Linked DNA regions of Homo sapiens: region 2 is linked to region 1. The links are chromatin loops, found by intact Hi-C in ENCODE. Cell type or tissue: K562. All regions are shown on one strand. Links, peaks and the distances in the headings refer to the core of each region. The heading gives the core; the rest is flanking DNA. Region 1 overlaps CDC42BPA (CDC42 binding protein kinase alpha). Region 2 overlaps CDC42BPA (CDC42 binding protein kinase alpha).

Evidence for each region. Peaks named below come from ENCODE experiments on the same cell type or tissue, not always from the same donor. Only the 100,000 strongest peaks of a DNase experiment are listed, where the experiment ranks them.
Region 2: it touches region 1 in a loop (2.2-fold over the local background); 5 of 110 quality-filtered maps call a loop at or near these places.

Annotation. Positions count from the first base shown.
Region 1 is chr1:227,308,385-227,313,888 of GRCh38, reverse strand. The region is part of intron 1 of CDC42BPA (CDC42 binding protein kinase alpha); the gene reads left to right. Among named protein-coding and RNA genes, the nearest start is that of CDC42BPA, 7.4 kb to the left of the region's middle. In K562, for the core only: no CTCF peak of the experiment used is centred there; a DNase peak (open chromatin) is centred at 3,382; H3K4me3 peaks cover 1,009 bases.
Region 2 is chr1:227,257,947-227,263,214 of GRCh38, reverse strand. All of the region lies in intron 1 of CDC42BPA (CDC42 binding protein kinase alpha), which reads left to right. Among named protein-coding and RNA genes, the nearest start is that of CDC42BPA, 58 kb to the left of the region's middle. In K562, for the core only: no CTCF peak of the experiment used is centred there; a DNase peak (open chromatin) is centred at 2,654.

The sequences.
Region 1 (5,504 bases), core at 326-5,325:
GCTTATTCAGATTTTGTATATACATAGAAAATAGTCTGTTTAATAAATTTGTACCTAGAGCATATCAGCAGGTACTATGCTTTAAGCTTTTCTTTTTATTAGTATAGTTTTAAAGCTGTTCACTTTTTTTTTATGACACGAGTGTTAATTAAGTGAGGTGTTGATGGATATGTATCTTTTCTAGGACACTTTTGTTCTTCACATATGCTGTTCCTCATTGTTAGCTTTTCCTGAGTAGAATTTATTAATTAATCAGTCCGAATTATCAAAATGTTCACTTAATACAGATGATTACATTTATTTTATTTAAGTTCTCAACTAGAATAATCAGCAATATTGGTTGGGTACTTGTTTCCTTTATACTAGCCACCTAATATTCTATTCTAGGAATGATAATGAGTAATTACAATTATTTTATCTAGTACAATGCTGGCACATGGTAGAAGTGTGTTCAATAGATGTAATGGCTATTATTATAACATTTCTGTTTGTCTCTCTCTTTTTAAGAGAAATTACACTTAGAGGTAGTTGCCAGATGATACTGGTTACTGGCATTCATGATGGAATAGCATAGGAGTGATGCTGTTGATAAAATTACATCTAGGAAAAATTCCCTATAAAGTAGAGTGAACTTAGGTATAATGAACTAGTGCTGTTAACCCCTAAAGTCTTTGAAATACTTGATGTTCATTAGTAATTTTTTTGTTTTTAGGAACATCACCCTTTTATATTATGTATTGATTTATTTTAGAGACAGGGTTGTATTATAATTGTTTTTAGGAACATTACTCTTTTTATTTTATGTATTGCTTTATTTTAGAGACAGGGTTTTGTTAGTCTGTTCTCGCATTGCTATAAAGAACTACCTAAGACTGAGTAATTTATAGAGAAAAGAGGTTTGATTGGCTCACAGTTCCGCAGGCTACAAGGAGGCATGCAGGGGAGGCCTCAGGAAACTTGCAATCATGGTAAAAGGCAAAGGAGAAGCCGACCCCGTCCTGCATGGCTGGAGTGGGAGGAAGAGAGAGAAGGGGGAGATGCTACACGCTTTTAAACAACCAGATCTTGTGAGAACTCACTCACTATCACAACACAAAGGGGAAGTCTGCCCCCATGATCCAGTCACCTCCCGCCAGGTCCCTCCTCCAACACTGGGATTACAGTTTGACATGAGATTTGGGTGACGGCACAAATCCAAACCATGTCAAGGGTCTTACTGTGTTACCTAGGCTGGTCTTGAACTCCTGGGCTCAAGAGATCCTCCCACCTCAGCCTCTTAAAGAGCTGGGATTACAGGCATGCACCACCACACCCAGCTTTTTTAAAAAAGGAATGTATTGCTTCATGAGTGAAAACAGGATGTCAGGATTAACACTTTAGGAATTTTAGACATATATTTATTTTATATGGAAATGTAAGGCATACCTTAGTATAGCAGTATATAAAAACAAATAGTGCAGTATGTTGGAAATTTTATGAAATGTCCCATAATTCCTAGGACTTGAATACTATTACACAGTAAGCTCAGGCTATTTTAGGATAAAATAATTTAGCTCAAATAAATATTTTATTGTACCACTCTTTTATGGCAGTCAAAAATTTATTCTCTGACCTTTTTCTCATTTGGTACATTTATTGACAGTATGTTACGTATGTAGCTCATTGTTTTTCTCCTGCTGGTTGTGATAGGTTTTAAAACCAATTACTAAGTCTAACCAGCATTTAAAAAAAATTAAAGACTAGAATAGAAAATATAAAGTACATCAAATATAGAAGGAATAAGTATTGTTGTGCAAAACATTGTGTTTTCCTGTAGTCCTTATTCCCATATTTCTTACTATAGGTTGAGATAAAAATAGTTTGAAATACTTCAGTGTAGGTGCAGCTATGCTATGTTGACTGTTAAACAGTGAAAATATAGACAGTTCATTTTTTCAAAAAGGACACACGATAGATTAGGGACTTACTCAAGAACCTAGTGAAGGGAAAGAGTGTAAGGTATGGGCAAGATACAGACTTGGAAATAGATGGGAAGAGGAGACATGGGGGAGGGAGAAAAAGAGAATGAGTAGGGAGAGGGAGACAGAGAATGAGAATGAATACTGTGTTCCTGAGTTGCTACTTCAGTCTGACTTGTTGAATGATAGGGTATTTTTTTTTTTTATGATTGGGTATTTTTAATTTAAAAGAACTTAATGGGCAGGGGAGTTAATTTCACTCTTGTATTTCTTTCAATGGTTTATTGTCTCTTCCTTTGTTTTTTTCCGTTTCTGAGTTTGGGCTAATGGGCATTGACTTTGATTGATTGTCAGAGGTATATACGTTTTTGAGTTTGAGTGATAACCATATGACCTATAAACAAAGGTAGTAGTTTCTTGGTTTTAGCTTCTCATCACTTCAGCTGAACTCTAGGGTAGATGTAGGTGAGGATTTGCTAGTTCTATCAGATTTTTTCTCATCATTTGTTGCTCAGGAAACTGCCAGTTTTAGGTATCGAGGACCAAGAATTGCTTAGCTCCTTTTGCCCTGTCTTGATGAGTCAAGAAGTCTTTGCATAATAATTGTTATGAGAGACCATCATGGCTCACTACAGCCTCAACCTCCTGGGCTCAGGATCCTCCTGTCTCAGCTTACCAAGTAGCTGGAGCTACAAGCATGTGCCACCATGCCCAGCTAATTAAAAAATTTTTGTGTGTGTGGAGATGGGGGGTCTCATTATGTTGTCCTGACTGGTCTCAAACTCCTGCCCTCAAGTGATCCGCCTGCCTTGGGCTTCCAAAGTGTTGGAATTGCAAGTGTGATCATCTGCACTTCGTGTGATTTTTGTTTTTGAATTACCCACACTGTAAGTATGGATTATCCCAGACACAAGTTTTTTGTTGTATATAAAAACTCCTTGGCCGGGTGCGGTGGTTTACGCCTGTAATCCCAGCACTTTGGGAGGCCGAGGTGGGCGGATCACGAGGTCAGGAGATTGAGACCATCCTGGCTAACATGGTGAAACCGCGTCTCTACTAAAAATTCAAAAAAAAAAATTAGCCGGGCGCGGTGACGGGTGCCTGTAGTCCCAGCTACTCAGGAGGCTGAGGTGGGAGAATGGCGTGAACCCAGGAGTCAGAGCTTGCAGTGAGCCGAGATCGCGCCACTGCACTCCAGTCTGGGCGACAGAGCAAGACTCTGTCTCAAAAAAAAAAACAAAAAACAAAAAAAAAAACTCCTTTCCAAATCTGGGGGACTTCCTTTTCTTCTCCATTAATGGTGAGTAGAACTCCAGGATTATTCTTTCTAGCTAGCTTCTACACACTTCCTTCCTATGACTGCCATCTCTTTTTCTAATCAGTACGTAGGGAATGGCTAATCTTCTATTGGCTAGTGTTTCTTTATCTATCACTGTATGAGAGCAGCACTTTAGCTTTCATGTTAACGGGGCACAAAGACCTGGCTCCCCCTTTCCAATCCCACTGTTTGCCTTTACTCTTCCTCATGGAACTGTTTGCTTCTCTTTTGGGATTAGGGCCTCTTCACTCTAACCTCCCTCCCTAGTTTCAAAGTGTGTTCTGGAAATCCATGGGATATTTAATAGATGCTTGAGCAAGGGGAAAGGTTTATATGAATAAATCAGTTTGGGAAAAGATTTTAGACAACATTTAATGTTAAAAATACAGCAGATTATCCTAGAATTTATGAAGTTTATCTGACTATGGAATAGGCTTTTTTTCAGAGCGTCTGGAGGATGGCTGGCAACCAGTGTTTCACAGAATACGCTTTGGGAAATGTTCTTCCAGTATAAGGTCATGGTTTTCCTTGTAACTTCCTGAGTAGCAGGGTTAGAAAGAAATTTTGAGAGAAATTTGGGATATCGTGTGGATTGGAGAGAGAATCCAAATCTGAATAGGTTATATTTTACTTAGTGGCTGTGAACTTCATTTTCTGTGTGAAAGTCATGTGCACTGAAAGATAAATTTAATCATGGTGAAATAACATGAGTGATGCTGTTGGTAAAATTACATCTAAGAAAAGCACCCTAAAAAGTAGAGTGAAATTTGACATCATAATGAACCACTGCTGTCAACCCCTAAAGTCCTTGAAATTACTGAGAGATCTCTTAATTATGACCTTTTCCTGCTCTAATTAAGCTTACTTTTCTTTATGTGTAGGCATTTACATTAAATACAGAAATTGTCACTTTATTTTTTACAGCTTTCATTACTGTAGATGTTGCAAAACTATTGTCTATCTGAAGAGATTACATTCATTACTTTGTGATTTTTAAGAGGAAAATATCATGGACTCATAGTTTTAAAATCCTGTTACAGTGTTAAGTATTGTTTTTTGCAGTGTAACACATTTTGGCTAGGCCATTGGTTTCAGACTTTTGGACTAGTGTGGGAACTTTACTACTATTTATTACATCCATGAAGCGCTGTGTTTCTAGTGCCAGCAACTATTTATATATACTGTTAAGGAAACTAGAAAATATATACTTTTATTAAGGAGAAAACATAATTGGTGCTATTTTGGCATTGTGTGAACAATTAAAGCTGTGGTTACTATTAACTTTTGTTCAGAGTTTTTGGGAGGCCAGATAATAATCATAGAGGACAATCTAGTTTCATTGTTTAAAGACAGACAGCATATAGGGGAATAAAATTAGTTTTCTTGCTTATTTTTTTTTTTTTTTTTTTGGTAGAGATAGGGTCTCACTATGTTGTCCACGCTGGTCTTGAACTCCTAGCCTCAAGCAATTCTCTGACCTTGGCCTCCCCAAAGTGCTGGGATTACAGATGTGAGCAGCCGCACCTGGCCTTTTTTCTTTTTTCTGATTTAGATTTATTTTTCTCTTTAACTCTTCCTCACCAGTGCCATTCTTCCCACTCCTGATCTAATTATACTGCAAAGTACTACTTATATGGATGAAAACAATCTTTTGAAAAGATTGTGAATTATTTCAGTCATGTGCAATCATGTGTTAACTTTCAGTTTTATTTCAGATTGCTTAAACGTCACTGTAGGCTTAATCAAAGACAAAAACACCTTCTGTTTAATTTGGTCTATTCATAGTGATAACACTTAATCCAGTTTCCTTAGAGTTTCCATGGTGAATATCTACAAGTAGAACACCTAACCTGAAATGTTTCTGTTCTAAACCAATATACTGGAAAAGAGCAAGGGGTTTTGGATTAAGACTGACTGCTTTGATTATTAACTGGGTGATTTAGTTATTTAACCTCCCTATGTCTCTTTATGAAAAATGGACATAAGACTAATAGTTTATTTTTCTAAAAAGTTAAAAGTTGGTTTAGGATTCTTCCTTTTCTGGTGATTTATGGTTGTATTTTGTCAGCTTGCTTCCCATTCTGTTTTTTTTTTTTTTTTTTTGAGATACAGTCTCACTGTGTTGCCCAGGCTGGAGTGCAGTGGCGTGATCTTAGCTCACTGCAGCCTCTACCTCCCGAGGTCAGGCAATTCTTCTGCCTCAGCCTCCCAAGGAGCTGGGACTACAG
Region 2 (5,268 bases), core at 1-5,000, 50 kb after region 1:
TGTCACCCAGGCTGGAGTGCAGTGGCACGATCTTGGCTTTCTGCAGCCTCAGCTCCCGGGTTCCAGTGATTCTCTTGCCTCAGCCTCCCAAGTAGCTGGGATTACAGGCGTGTGCCACCATGCCTGGCTAATTTTTGTATTTTTAGTAGAGACGAGATTTCACCATGTTAGCCAGGCTGGTCTTGAACTACTGACCTCAAGTGATCTGCCCACCTCTACCTCACAGGGTGCTAGGATTACAGGCATGAGCCACTGCACCCAGCCAAAAATGATTTCATAAAAATTGTTAAAAATCTGTAGCTGCTTTGTTACCTTCATTAACTCTTTGTGATTAAAGTTGCAAGTTTATTGCAGTAATGGGAATGTGTTAGATTAATGTTTAGGTGAGTTATATTTTAAAATCTGTGTAGTATATTTATAGTTCACCCAGTAATTAGAACACCGTATCTTAATTCCTTATTGTTCCTCTAGTGTGTCACAGGAGGTAGAGTTTATTGATGCTGGGATTGCGGATGTGAAAATAACATTCTCAGGGTATCTTATGACTTAAAAGGCCGATTTTTTAACCAGTGATATTTTCTGTGATTGTCTATAATTTGGTTTAAATTTATACTTAATAAGGGCCAGAATACATGGCTATATTCTTAGTATCCTTTAGAACATTATTTCTTAGTCAAAGTTTATGAGGCATCTAGCAACATTTTACATGATATATAAAATTGGAGGTAAATGTGCTTTTTCTTGGGAGGAATTCATAGCCTTAAACTATTCTTGGAGGAGTGTATGATTCTCTCTCTGTACTTTCCCCTGTTTTTCAATTATTGCTTCAGAGTATTTTTTTTTTAAGTTTGAGTACTTTAAACAGCATAGAGAAGTAAATCAGTGACTTAAAAATTCATTATTTTGTCCTATATGCACATGTTAATATATCATTACATTTCAGTGGCAGTATTTTTCATTTCTTGTTTTACTTGGTTAATTTTCAAATCTCTGTTCTTTCATTATTTGTATTTCTTCTATCTCTTGAATCATTGTTACCCACTTCATGGTATTTTTCAGATTGTATTATTCTCTTGAGTTCTTGAGGGTACTAATCTTCCCATTTGTTTTGATTGCCAACTTTCCCCATTTTGGTGTTCTATTTCCTCATTTAGTTTAATTTTTTTTCAATTGTGAGCTCACTTTTGACTGAGGTAGATTTTTCTGGGATGAGTTCCTTTCCCTCTGAATGCTTTTGCTTCTGTGGGATAGGAACTAGATTTAATATTAATTTCTTGGCAGAGGATTTCTTTACCACATGGGCAGTATGGATTCAGACTCCAAACCCTCATGTTTTCCTCTTATGCTGCCCCCCACCAACACCCTAGGTTGCTTCACTGGACAAGAATCAGAATTTTTATTATTCCCTGACATGGGGAAAGGGTCCTGGTTTTAATGAGAGGTAATCATTCCAGTCCTCTACCTCTGTTAAGCCACCAGCAATACCTTCATTCGTTGTGGATCGAATGATCCCTAACAGGCACCTGTTAGGGCCTGTGTCCAGGACTTTTGCTTTTGCAGCATCTATTCCTGTGTTTAAAGTTTTGATTATTTTTCTTTATTTCTAATTCTTGGGGATTTCTCTTCCTTTCTTCTCCTTCATTAGTTTGATTGTATATTTAAAATCTCTCATGGTTGTTTGTTTTATTTAGCATTTCTATGTGTATTTGTGTATGTGTGGGTCTGTGTTACTGCTTACTGTGTTGTCAAGCCCATATATGCACAAGGACTATTTTGAAACTTTGTTTAATAATAACTCAGGCTAGGTGCAGTGGCTCAGGCCTGTAACCCCAGCATTTTGGGAGGCCAAGGCAGGCAGATCACCTGAAGTCAGGAGTTCAAGACCAGCCTGGCCAACATGGTGAAACCCCGTCTCTACTAAAAATACAAAAATTAGCTGGGCATGGTGGCACGCACCTGTAATTACAGCTACTTAAGAGGCTGAGGCATGAGAATTGCTTGAATCCTGGAGGTGGAGGTTGCAGTGAGGTGAGATCACACCACTGCACTCCAGCCTGGGCAACAGAGCGAGACTCTGTCTCAAAAAAAAAGAAAAACTCAATTATTCTGTTAAAAAATTTTAATATGAAAGATACTGGTGCTTAAAGGTGAATAATACTGTTTTTAACCTTCATGTGTCTGTGATTGTAAAAAGTCTCAAATATACCACCTGTAACTTTGTTCTTTGTATATTTTAACTCATTAATGTATAGTCACAGTATTACAGAATTTAGACACAGAGCCTGGCATAATTGATAACAGTTTTAACATGGCTTTATTAACTACTCTTTTCTCATTCTTCCCTATTCTCTTCTAGTCTCCCTTTTGCATGGATTATTCTCTTTTCCTGCCCTACTGTTGGTTCCAGATTCTTATGTTATTCCATTGCAGATAAGGGAGAAGAAGAATGGTAGAATGGAAACCCACTGGAGAAATTCGAGACGAAAGAGAAGAAGGAAAATAATGGGTGAAGGGAAGGTTAAAATTTCTTGCTCCAGCACTCTCTGTTCTCTTCCAGGCCTTATCTTACTCCTTCAGACTCTGTCTTCATTTCTCATCTTTTCTTCTCACTTATGCCTCTGCCTTTCCACTCTCTCTTTCTATTGGACACTTTCTTTCTGACACCATGGTAGCTATCACTAGTGGCTTGCAATCTATGTTCCTACCACCTGGCCAGTAGTTGTAGGGAGGAAGGAGGTTGGATGGGAGAATTGAAGGAGACTCTGTTGTTGGATCTTGGGCTACACAGAGTAGGGAGAAAGATGTACCTTGCAAGGTATACCAGGCATTTTGTATTGGAACTTTGAGTTCTTTTTCTTCTAGAATTATTCATTTATCTGTTCATTAAACAGTAAACAATGAACCCCAGGCAGTGTTTTAGGAACTCACATAGAAACATACTTTGTTCTTTTCAGTTTCAGAGATCTTTTTTATTTAACTTAGAATTATTTCACTTTTGAATCTCTTAATTTCAGCATCTGTATTTATTTCAAACCTTTTGGGAATAAAGAGGCAACTTGTTATGTTGGAAAGGCTTTTGGAGCCTGATAGATCTGAGTTTTAATCCTGTCTTTGCCACTTACTAGGTATTTAATATTCAGGAATTTATATTATCTTTCTAAACCTTTTTTTTTTTTTTCTGTAAAATGGGAAGTTCTTAGTATGGTACTTGGCTTAGATGGCTCCCAATAAAATAATGCCTGCTAAGATTATTATTATCACACAGAAAGTTTGTCCTTAGTACCAAATCAATTTTTTTTGTTTTTGTTTTTGTTTTGCCAAGAAGTACTTTTAAAACTAGAGTACATTAAGACAATGATTAAAGGATTCTGTTTTGTTTATTTTTATATCACATTCTTGAAGTTTGGACAAGTTGTCATAATTTACATAAAACTATTACTTCTAAGCTATTACTTCTAAGTTGGTGTGTCCTTCTCTGAGCTAGCAGTGTCATAGTAGTACTGTGACTTACTAGTCAAGTTTAGGCCAGCAAGTCACATACTATGTTTAGGCCTTATAATATTAATGAGGGTTAATAATATGTACCTTATGGATTTTATGATAACTAAATTACGTATTAGTTTGGAAGCTAACCGTGTCTAGTTGTGAGCTAAAAACCAAGTATTTAGTGTAAGATTCAGGCTTGTTCGGGAAATACAAGGCGGGGATGCAATCAAATGTCAGGAATCGCCAGAACACCGGGAATAAGGAAGCTATCGGAACACTTCCTTTTCTCATTGTCTTTGCCTTTCTCTATGCATCTGCTTTGTTTTTCTCTTTCATTATGTGGAACTGATTTTCTCTTTTGCTTTTAGAGTCATAGTAGGATGTTTGCCTCAACACTTGCTGAGTTTGTATGTTAATTCTTGTAATCATCTGCAGAGACTGACTCTGAGTTAGGTTTGAAATTACTTGTCCCCCAGCTTAGGTCAGATTTCCATATTGGTTCAGTTAACACTGGCCAGTTAAATGGGGCCTCACAATATGCACTTGGCCCACCCCTGAGAACTGAGGGGGAGATTTTCAGAAAAAGGGAGGGAGGCGGCGTGGCAGATACCTCAGAAAGTGTGTGCCACAAGTGAAGTCATTTAAGTATACAGCACTGAAGAAAGTCAAGGTATTGTTATCATTAGATGATGTAGTACTTTGTGAAATATCACTAATAGCATCTATTCAGAATAGCATGTCATTTATCTACCAGCGCAACAGATCTGATTAGTCCCTTATATGCCCTTGATTTTTGTCAAGGGCAGTAGCGTAGTGATTATTATATCTTTTTCAATTGTTGTAATGAATATAAAGTCTTTTGCAATTTGTCTTTTATATTCAAAATTATTTTAATCATAGAGTGTGCTTGAAATGAACTTTTTGGTGGATATAATTTTTAAGAACATATCTTTGTATAAAAGCACTTTTGTTAAATATTGCTAATGAACTTTTTTCAGGAATAAGTTGAACGTATAATCAGTTTTTTTTCAAATGCAGCATAGAAATAAGAAATATTCAAGTAATTGATACATGATTCTTTTGGTTCTATCATTGAATTTCTGAACTCTCAGCTATAACTTGTTAAGGCATCTTTTAAATTATCCCAGACATTATGAATGGAGTGCTCAGTAATGATTTGTATAACCCTTAGCTTTGTTTTGATTCATTTTCTTTATACTACTTAGGGTATCATCATATGACAAGATAACTGTATACCCCTGTATAGACACTTAATATTGTTAATATTTATTGTTCTGTGTTCATATTTACCCCAAATTAGAATAGTCAATAGGTATAATTTACCTGAAGTGTCAGCTCTGCAGCACACTTTTTCTGAATTTCTGATTTAGTCTGGGTGGGGGAGCTAGGTTTCGGTTTAAGGATGCCTTTGTTTTGTGATTTTGTGATATAGTAGAAATCAAAACTGCTTTTAAGTATAGAAGACTGGTGTTACAATTATTTGGGGGGATAGTCAGGCTCCCATTTTCAGTTCTTTTTTTTTTTTTTTTTTCCCGGACAGGGTTTCACCCTGTTGCCCAGGCTGGAGTGTAGTGGCGCCCTCTAAGCTTACTGCAGCCTTCATCTCCTGGGCTAAAGTGGCCCTCCCACTTCAGTCTCCTGAGTAGCTGGGACTGCAGGCACAAGCCACCGTGTCTGGCCGATTTTTATATTTGTATTTTTGTAGAGACAGAGTTTTGCCACGTTGCCCACGCTGGTCTTGAACTCTTAGACTCAAGCAAT